Regions from separate parts of the Homo sapiens genome. Here region 2 is linked to region 1. A link is a contact called in ENCODE Hi-C or POLR2A ChIA-PET data. All regions are on one chromosome and are shown on one strand. The core of a region is the stretch at or near the end of the contact, and the rest is flanking DNA. Distances in the headings are between cores, read along the strand shown. Region 1 overlaps PDE4B (phosphodiesterase 4B). Region 2 has its middle 130 kb from the start of SGIP1.

What was found. A loop is a pair of places that touch in the nucleus more often than their neighbours do. ChIA-PET counts read pairs that join two places held with the same protein, here RNA polymerase II (POLR2A). Pooled maps may share reads with other maps.
Region 2: a loop to region 1 is called in a pooled map, with 2.3 times the contacts of the local background. The contact joins two enhancer-like sites. A Hi-C loop is called at or near these places in 1 of 168 maps with a recorded cell type or tissue (OCI-LY7), 18 of 37 single-sample maps with no recorded cell type and 16 of 50 pooled maps. POLR2A ChIA-PET finds 5 or more read pairs at or near these places in 1 of 52 experiments (activated B cell).

What each region holds. Positions count from the first base shown.
Region 1 is chr1:66,245,933-66,251,427 of GRCh38, reverse strand. It overlaps PDE4B (phosphodiesterase 4B), which reads right to left. Exons shown (of 17, transcript NM_002600.4): 4 at 3,774-3,968. Among named protein-coding and RNA genes, the nearest start is that of PDE4B-AS1, 200 kb to the right of the region's middle. Within about 2 kb of position 3,852, at least 4 of the 41 ENCODE cell types and tissues checked have a DNase peak (open chromatin) inside an H3K27ac peak, as active enhancers do.
Region 2 is chr1:66,397,578-66,402,930 of GRCh38, reverse strand. No RefSeq gene overlaps it. Among named protein-coding and RNA genes, the nearest start is that of SGIP1, 130 kb to the left of the region's middle. RefSeq lists enhancers at 1,425-1,554, 1,685-1,734, 1,825-1,904, 1,396-2,595. Within about 2 kb of position 2,875, at least 2 of the 41 ENCODE cell types and tissues checked have a DNase peak (open chromatin) inside an H3K27ac peak, as active enhancers do.

The sequences.
Region 1 (5,495 bases), core at 2,603-5,102:
TAATAGCATTATTTTGTATTTTTCAGCCTCACTTAGAGTCTGTTTACATACTGGATATCCATATAGTTTACCTCCTAGACTTCTTGGGTTCGTCTTGTTCCCATTTATTGGAGAAGTCACTTAACTTCTCTGTGCCCTAATATCCTCATCATTAAAACAAGAAAGTTATAGTACCTACCACATTGGGGATATGGAGATTAAATGAATTAACATATGTAAAGTATTTTAACAGATAGCATACAGAAAATACTCAATAAATGTGTGCTTTTACTTACAGATAATTTAGAGACAATAAAAGAGATTCAATGTCTTAAAAGCCATGGTGCTAGTAAGTGTGATGGTGTAAGTCTAACTCAAGTCTTAGAAACCACACTGCACTTTTTGCTAGTCCATCAATAAACAGGTTTTAAATTTAAGTGGATTATTATTTCTGCTTTTCCTCTTGGTTCTTAGGTCTCATTTCCCTTGAAAATGAGTAGGCTCTCTCTAGAGACTACTTAGTCCACACGTAAATGGTGGCTTTCAAAAGCTTCTTGTCTGTGTAAGGCTTTGCAAAATGGGATGACCAAATGAAAAAAAACATGGAGTTTCCTTTCCTGTGGCTTTGCAGGTGGATAATCAAAACTCCATTCTGTCCATGGTGGTTCCTGCCACAGTTTTCAGCAGTAAAACTGGCCTTACTAGTTTCCAGTACTTTATGTTCCCATGAGGCAATCTGTACCTCAGTATACGAAGGCATTACGTTTGGGATGACTACAACACAGGAACTGAACAGAAACCAGCAAACTATTGCCACATCTAGGAAAGCATCTGAAATTGCCTTTTGGGACCCAATGGTGATCTTGCTTTACTTCACTATAAAGCCTTATTCTGATCCTCTCCTTTGTTGCTCAAAGTTAAAGCTACTTTTAATTTTTCTTGTTCACATTTTTACTCTTAATATCTTTTCACTCACTCTCCCCTGACTATAATTTTCTGTTACTCTTCTGAAAAAATTCAGATGAGAAAAATTTAAAAGCTAGTGTTTCCTTTATTACTAGGATTTAATGCAGTAGAATTATGCAAAGTTTTCCACCATTCATAAAAAATTCATGACAGCTCTGTGCTGGGTATGAGGTCTGTGAGCAGGGAACATCCGGCAGCCCCCACCCAGTGGCCTTCACATCTAGACTCTTGGTCTATTAGCACCCTTCTTGCTTCCTGGATCTATGGGTAGAAGGCAAAAAAAGGGGCGGGAAGTGTGGGGAGCTGCTGTTCCTCTGTTTCGATTCATCTTAAAGAGTTAATAATCATATGAAATAGCTTTAAGAGCATTACTTTAGTTCAGATTCAGATATTTATGTGAAACTGGATTTGCCAACTTAAAACTAAATTACTAGAAGAAGCTTAATATTATTCAAACTCTACTTCTCAGCGTGTTGTGAAATATAATTCCAAAACTGACAAATATATAAAAGTTTTTTTCTGTGGTACTGAAATATTTGGAAAACAAAATCTTGTGCTATTTTCATTCACACAAAGATTTTAATATATCCTGTTATCAGTATTTTTGATAGGGTGGTATTATGTTGCCAACCTTGTTTTCTTGGGAAAGGCTGCTTTTTATTATGAAATTGTGCCCATACTACTTTTTATCTAAGTCCTTATCTTTAAAAAGTGAGAATGATATTAAATAATTTACATATATAATTTTTACTTGCCTAAATTTAAAGTTGGAAAATTTAGGTTCTAAAGTTACTGGGGGCAGGGGGTGGGGCGGGTGGTGGGGAATTTTACTGGCCAGTAAAATTGAAAGGACAGTAAACTACCAGTAACAGGGATGCTGGATGCGGTGTCATTTAGAACTACACCTCTTTTTTGACTGCCGTAGATTCAGTTGGATTGTGATCTTTAAGGTCTCTTCAAATTTAACATTTCTACAACCTTTTGATTCCAAATAATGAAACACAAGATTTAATCTGGAAGTGCAGTAGAGTTTTCTGGGGCGACTCTGAATGACCTTGAGATTCTTCCTGCCGTTTGGCTTGAGTCTGGAGAGCTCTTAGCCAGGGAATTAGTTTTTGGGGAATGACAAGATTTCAAAGCTAATCTTGCACCTGTAAAATACTATGTGAATTAAGCTCTAATTACTTTGAGCTCACCACATGACCTACGGTCTTCCATGATGAAGCCTAGAAAGGTGTTTATCTTGGTGAAGGAAAGAATTCCCAATATCTTTGCATTCAAAGACCCCCATTCAAACTTTTGTCAGAAATGCCTTGGGTTCTACAAGATCTACAGCAAAGTTGCTGGCTACCTACCTCTCCTGCAGCCTTGGACACCTCTACTCTGCAGTCATTTGTTTTCTACCTAGTGGTAGAGATGCCACTTTGCAATTTGAAGAACATGGATGGAAAGATTCCAAAAGTTTTTAATATGGTCAGGCTTAGCCACATCATGGGACACAGCATGATACACAGTCATGGGATAGGGGCAAGTTTCTCAATCTCTCAGAGTCCCAGTTTCATCATCTATGGAGTGGGGATAATAAAGACACCTACCTGACAGATTAACAGAGATAACATAAGAACATGAGCTCGGCTCCATGGGAAGTGCTCATTAAATGTTATTTCCTTTCACTCTGTTATGTTTGTATGTGTGTGTTCCTCTTATCTTTCTTATTTAGCTGTAACCTCCCTGACAGCATGCACATTTTTTGAGAATGAGATATGCTTTTAACTCATCTGTGATTTTTACACTGTTTTGTTTGTCTTTTATCACCAGAGATTGACACAATGTGTGGCACAAAGGAGAGAATCAGTAAATTTTGCCAAATGACTGAAAAATGAATTTGGGCCCACACAATGATTGAGATATTTTAGGGCAGGGGTGCGTCTATTAAAATGTGCTGGCAGAAATGCCTCAAGGAATATTTTTTTGCTGGTAGCTTCAAAATTCCCCCTTTCACCAGAGGGTGAAATTTTTGACTTCCCTTCCAATAGCAGAAGAGAACAGAGTGGAATTTTCCAAACTGGAGACCTTAGGGAGCTACTGATACTTTTATGACATATAATATAAAAACAATTGTATCTGTGCCCAGAAACCTTTTAAGGCATGAATTCCAGAATCCAATTTTATTTGGTTTTGGAAATTTAATAAATGGGTGACACAACCTAGATCTTGTTCTTTAAATAAAATTTAGAGATTTACAATTAATAGCGGCAAAACAAAAATATCAGCAGTGCTTTACAGGGCGGTGGAGTGTGTTGTGTCTCACCAAGGAGCCAGGCAACAAGTGGGCATTGTGTTAAAGTTTCAGAGAAGGGACACAGGCATGTGTCTGAATGACATCTTATTAAAGTCACCAAGCAAAGGCTACTGAGACAGCATGCATATAACCAATCACCATTTTTCCTCTTTGCTGGAGCCTCATGAAAACTGCACACACAGCTGAAATTTCAAGTGTGATGTATAAAAAGTGTTAAGGTTCTCATGCCATAAATGACTCAACAGTTCAGGAAATGAAGCAAAATAATTTTTTTAAGGTATCAGTAAAAGATGTAAAGTAAACACTGTGTCTAGGTTTTCCAAAACCCTTGGAGACCCCAGCTACATATTCCGCATGCTATAGAGCATTAATGTCCTTAAAATGGTCATCACGTCACCCCTGCTCATATTCATTTTCTTCCTTCATCCTTACCATAGATTAATGGGGAATTGTTGTTGCTGCCACTGTGACCTGGGTAGAGATGAGGTAAATGTGAAACTGGAAGCCAGACAGAGCTTGTACTTACTGCTCGCTTGGAAGAGAAGAGTTTCTCGACATCGCCTTTGGTGACAAGTCATAGTCGCTGTCTGATCTGTAGAGAAATGACTCTCTGCGCTGGCTGTGCCCAGGAAAGGTGGCGTGAAGTACCAGCCCAGCGGAAGAGCTGGCCTGGGGATCCAGTGGACTCCGACCTGGGGAAGGGCCATTTTCCACATCAAAGCTTAAAGAGAAAGTGGGAAACTCTGGTCACATGATAACCATGGAGGAGGACACATAGTATACACTGAGAACCAACGTGTGGCAGGTACTATACACTAAGCATTTTACATAAAACTGTATGTACTATGGAAAGTTTTCATCCTCAACACAGCTTAGAGTTGCAGTCATTATTATTTTCATGTTATGTATAGGAAACTGAGTCGCACTGAAGTTCAGTTATTTACCCATGCCCACCATTAGCAAATAATGGAGCCAGAATTTGAACCCAGGAGCAAACTCCATGGCCTTTCAGTGACATGAGTAACTTGGACAAATTCGGCGTTGGTGCCAGGCATACAACAACTTGGTGATAATAAGCAACTTTAGAGGGGGCATTCAGCACAGCTCTAGGTGTCAGACCCTGAACTATCACATGAGTAAAGTCTTCCTGTCTGGAAGACTTCTTCCTGTCATGAATAAATATCACAGTCTCATTAAATATACAATACACGTATTTCTAAATGTTTCAGGAACAAAGTGTTATCCTGACAACCTCCACTGGGTTATTAGATGGGAGGCCCAGCCTGAGATTTAATATTCATCTGCAAATTTAACCACAGAAAATGACTTAATTAATCTGCTAACACCAAATTACTCTCCAAGGCTGCAGAGCTTTGTCTCTGGGGGAGGATGCATTCACTGGCTCCCACAGAGGAGTGTCATGAGGTTTCCTATCGGTCTTCGTCACTCTAGAAAGGTGCCCTCAAGCCCAGAATTATTTGAACATGCTCTGATCAATGAACACACAGACGGGAGCAGTAGAGATTTTGTCTCTTGTTTTCTGTATCCACGCTCCTGGTATTTCCCTGGGCACTGTGCCCTTTTCACATTCTCCTTTATCATTACATATGCATTTTTTCCTGCACACACAATCTCTCTTAGCCTCAAATTGACAGTAATCCTCTTCCCTAGTATTTCTCCAGAACTCTCACTGCTCCCCAGCTAAAGCTTTGCAGAGAGATGGTGAACAAAAGATATGGGGCTGAGGATGCTCCTTTTTTCAAATTAGACCACAACAGTGAATTTCCTGTATACCAATTCAGCGGCCATGATTTATGTCTACATTCTTGGTTCTTTCCTTTCACTAGTTCTTACAACCAGCTCACTTTGGGTGGATTTTGCTTATATTTCTTCACTTTACAAAGTGCTTCCCAATACATTATTCCATTTACTCCTAACAACCCTGTGAAGTATATAAAATGATCCTACTCTACATTTGAGGTAAATGAGGCTTAGCAAGATGTAAATACCTTTCTCAGAGTCATAGGCTAGTAACTTGCAGAGCAGAATTGGAAGACTCATGTCTTGCAACTAATTTCTTTACAACCTCAGACTTTCCTAATGACAGAACTCCAGAATGGCCCAATAGATAACTGAGTGAAATTCCTCTTTAGTCTCTGAATTCAACCAAAAGTAATTTGGTACATAAAGAGCCAGTTAGACTATAAGCAACCTTGGCTGCTCTCTTGAATGAAAACGGGGAGGCAGC
Region 2 (5,353 bases), core at 1,626-4,125, 150 kb before region 1:
GACAAAGGATTTTGGAGCTTGAGGCACACGTAGTACACAACTCTATTAGACATGACTTTCAAGGACCTACATGGAAACCTGGACATCAAGCCTGCAGGATAGATGTTGAAAACACTCAAGTTTTCTTCCCCAAAGTGCTGCATGCAGATTCTGCTGAGACTGTATCTTCTTGCCAGCAAGAAGCATAGACATTGGCAAATGCTGCCTCGATTTCAGGACTAGGAAATTATGAAAATCAGCTGGGATAGGGAGATCTGGTACTGTCCAAAAGCACCAGCTTTTGCTGGAAGTTTTCTCCCTGACAGCAGGCATTTCCGTGCTTGGAAGGGTGAGAAGAGCTTGCCTTTTACTGCAGAGATGTAGGGATATTGACCAAGGCAGGATGACCCCAGATGTTCCTTCAGTACCCTTCAGAAAGTGAATAGTGTGCTCAGTCCCTCAGAGTGTGGTAAGAGCTCCTCCAAAAACAGTGTGTGCAAAAGGAGTCACAGCTGCAGCTGGTGTTCGCACTGGTGTCCCTGGGGACCTGACACTTGGAGTCATGTGAGTCCTCTGTCTGGCTCAGAAGCAAAGCTGCAGAGCCAAGAAGCTAAATCCATTCTTCACAAATACTCCCATGAGGGGAGGATGCAAAGCAGCCAGGCTAGACTCATAGGAGGCCAGGATGTGGGGATGGTTTTAGGGTCTAAGCAGATGAGCAGAGAAGGAGTCCTTCTTGCAGGTCTAGGTAGAGAACATTTACCGGAAACTCCTGACATATACAGAGGGGTTAAGGATGTGTCTTACAGTCAGAAAATAGACACTTCCTTGGGCAAGGTATTTAACTCTTATGAATTTATATATTCTCCTTCTGTAAAGGGCATTGGCTTTATAAGTTGCTGTGAGGACTCAGTGAGGTCACATACTTGCAGCATGTAGCACAGGCCCTGAGCCTCAGCATGCACTCTGGAGTGATCACTGTCTTTATCTTCATTCTCCAAGGTGGCTGGAGGTGAGAGGTGCAGGCTGGAGCAGTGTGAGCTCTGGGTGCTTTTAGGACAGGTGTCCACCAGGACTCCATTTAGGAGATCCTGCCTGCAACACATAGCAACTTGTGCCTGGAATTGTTATTGTGTCCAGACTGGGTCATCCTCCTGCCTTTGAAGCCTGAATCACTGTCTTTGACAGAAAAGGATTATCTTTCCCTTCAAATATTCCTTAGTAGTTTATTCTAGTCTCTCTTGACTCCAGTGGACATCTAGTTTAAAATAGCAGAAGCGACTAGCGGAGTTATTTTTCTTCATTATTAATGGCATTATTGCAACAAATTTTGATTTATTGAGTGCCTATGTGCTATCTCATTTAATCTTCATTCTCACTACTGAGTGAGGCAGCTTCGTTACACAGAATGAGTTTAAGAAAAAAGAAAAAACGGGGTAGAAGCAACATAGTAGCCAATAAAGCTGGTTCATGAGTACATGTGGGATTCCACCTGGGGATTCCCAGAAATCACTGGAGCATACTCTACAGGACCATGGGTTTTTTTCATGTGGCAAGAGCAGCCACAGTACATGTTAGGAAGTCTTCTGAAATCTCCTAATCCAAGATTTTATAATTTGGTATAAAACATCTTCAATATCCTTCTCCACATCTCTGGGTCAGGATTTCCCTAAGCCAGAGAAAACAAACTTCAATTCTTACCTTTTAACACTCTCCTTGACATGGGAGTTCACCTCTTTAATTAAACCTTTAGGCCAGGCATGGTGGCTCACACCTGTAATACCAGTGTTTTGGCAGGCTGAGTCAGGAGGATCATTTGAAGCCAAGGGTTTGAGATCAGCCTGAAAAACACAGTGAGACCCCATCCCTACAAAAACAAAACAAAACAAAACAAAACAAAATTTGCCAGGCATGGTGGTGTGTGCCTGTAGTCCCAGCTACTCCGGAGGCTGAGGTTGGAGGATCACTTAAGCCTGGGAGGTAGAGACTGCAGTGAACCCTGACGGCACCACTGCACTCCAGTCTGGGTGACAGAGTGAGACCCTGCCTCTAAAACAAAACAAAACAAAACAAGACAAGACAAGACAAGACAAGACAAGACAAGACAAGACAAGACAAAACAGGCTTAGTCCAGGCATGGGGCTGTGAGGGAGAGAAATAGACTGATCTCAGGATTACTGAGAAACGTCTAGCACTACCTGTGAGAGTCAGAACCTCTTTGAGAGCATTTCTCAAAGCTTTCTTGTGGATTTCCCTCCTGATGCACTCCTTTTCCGTGAAATAAGTTAGAACCTTCCCAGATTTCCTTTGATTTGGAAAGGTCCCTAAACACAGGACCTGGCTTCTTTCCTTCCTTTTGTCCTCTTTTCCTTCCTTTCCCTTCCCTTCCCTTCCCTTCCTTTGCTTTCCTTTCCTTTTTCCTCCCCCTCCTCCTCCTCCTCCTCCTCGTTCTTCTTCCTCTACCATTCTCTATCTTTGTGCATTTGGGCAAATGACTCACCTTTCCAAACCTCAGTTTTTCTCTCTAAAATGTCTGAGGTAAATTCTAACATCCCTTTCAGTCCTAAAATCAAAGTTCACACTAACACTCAGAATAGTAAATAAGAACTTGGACACTGGAGTCAGGACTGGGTTTGAAGCCCAGGTTTGCAACTTACTGCATGATCTTAGGCTAGAAGGGCACATTCTTTGTACCTTCATTTCTCTAATATGGAGAGAATGCTGACCTACGGTGAGCAGGATTTGGTGTGATAAATGTATTGAGTGTGCATGTACCTAATTCTGCTCTAAGTTCTTTCTACGTGTTGACTCATTTCATTAGCAAAATACCTCTGTAACAAGACATTTTACTTTGTGAGTGTCTTTGCTCATTTTTCTGTCTTGTTGAAGGTTTTCATTTGTTTGCTCATTTCAGGCTTAATGTCATCATTTTCTAGTTTTGACTCATCTACAAACACAACACAAGGAGTTTTTCTGTCTTCATTCAATATGTTCCTTAAAAATATATTGTAAAGTCCATGGCCAAGAATAGAACATTAAGAAAATAGTGATTAAAACTTTGTATGTTAGAACACTAGAGAATTTTTGAAATATTCAAATGGCTGGACTCCATACCAGACAAAAAAAATCTAAATTTCTGAGTGTGGAGGCAGATATTGATGTGTTGTAAAAGTTTCCTTGTTTAACAGTTGACCAGGACTGCAAACCACTACTCTACATCCTGAATCTAGGGATTCCATCTAGACTAATTTGCCATTAATGAATTTGTGTAAGGTAGTTACAAACTACAATTATGCCTGTCTTATCATTGCAACCACATTTTTGCAATTACCCAGCTATCAAATCTCTCCCTAAAATCAGAATACATTATTTTTAGTATGTTCCTGTTCAGGCTACTCTAGTAACCCTAACAGACAAATGCTAGCTCCTGGTGAAGACTACTTTCATGACTAACTGTTTAGAAATACACTTTAGTGTTTTGCCAAAATTAATGGCACAGTTTTATCATTTCTGAAATTCAGCTTTTTTTGTAAAGGAGAAACTATTTCTAGTCTTCTATAATTTTACTCCATACTCTTCAAAGATTATAAAAATTGGCTCCCTCATCACACCTGCAAACTTTCTTAAAATTTTTTTTTTTTTGAGACAAAGTCTCGCTCTGTCACCCAGGCTGGAGTGCAGTGGTGCGATCTCGGCTCAGCGCAACCTCTGCCTCCCAGGTTCAAGCAATTCTTCTGCCTCAGCCTCCCATGTAGCTGGGACTACAAGCATGAGCAACCACACTCAGCCATTTTTTGTATTATTTGTAGAGACAGGGTTTCACTATATTGGCCAGGCTGGTCTCAAGCTCCTGACCTCGTGATCCGCCCATCTTGGCCTCCCAAAGTGCTGGGATTACAGATGGGAGCCACTGCCCCCAGCCAACTTTCTTAATTTTATGTGATATAATTTATTTGCAGCCTCAAGATTAAAGACTCTTAATGCTCTTTCCCTATTTCTTACCTATTTCAGGTTATAGTGATATATCAGTTATTCATTCAATCATTCATTCAATAAATGCTTGTTGAATATCAACTTTGTACCTGGCACTATGCCTGAAAAAGTTAAAACCCGGGAGTTATCTGAGACTCTGTTCACTAACACCTCTCTCTGATGAAATCCTCTTCACAAATCCTCTTAATCTTCAGCATCCCAACTGTCTCATCTCCTCAATGTGTGCAAGTCATCTAATGGTTTTCTAACAATTTCCTTTTTGCAGCTTAAAAATTTGGATGGACAGCTTACAAATTTGCTCAAGTGTCCAACATCTAGTATGTCTGTCTTTTGGTGCCACAGTTTAATAATCTCTTATACTACCGGGGTAAATGGGTAACTCATTTACCAAACCTGGTGAATGAATGCATGCAGAGCATACACCTGCCCTCTTGGTTGTTTTTGTAAAGGTCTATTGTGTAGCACTCATACTTAAAGATAACTTATGTTGAGAAAAGTTGAAATAAGTTGTCCTTTCTGTTTTTTCCTTCCCACTTACCCTAAGGTAGTTTCAACTTTAAATATTCTGCAATTATACTTCCAAATTCTCTTTATACATTAAGAAAGTTTATTATTATGAAGTCCATCATGTGCCTAATTGTTAAACATTTCAACTCCAATAATCCTCATAAAGTCCCTTGAAGATGGGTACTTCTATGTCTATTTTACAGCTTGGGAAGCTGAGATTCTGAGTTACTAAGTAAACTGCCCAAGTTCCAGCAGATACCAAGTGGCACAGCTGTGATTCAGACCTGGGGCAGTCTTATGACAGAGCCCCTTTGCTTTATGCAGCCACAGTTAGAACACCCAGCTTCAGTCTATTCCAGGTTTACATTGTTTGGTTTTGTTTTTTGAGACAGAGTCTCTCTGTCGCCCAGGCTGGAGTGCAGTGGCACGATCTCGGCTCACTGCAAACTCCACCTCCTGGGTTCAAGAATTCTTATGCCTCAGCCTCCCGAGTAGTTGGGACTATAGGCATGCGCCACCACACCTGGCTAATTTTTGTATTTTTTGTAAAGACAGGGTTTCACCATGTTGGCCAGGCTGGTCTCAAACTCCTGGCCTCAAGCAATCTGCCCCCCTCAGCCTCCCAAAGGGCTGGGATTATAGGCATGAGCCACTGTGCCTGGACAGGCCTATATTGTTAATGGATAATAGTATTCATTCCTACTGGATCCAGATATACCCACTGAGTCTCAACACATTATTCCCATAGCCATTAATTATCCTCAGAATTGGATGTAAGTTGAAGGCTGTTTGTCATACCTTCACAATATGATGGATACTAACCATATGTTAGTATATAATACAATGATATGATGTTGTGTTAATCATAACCTAA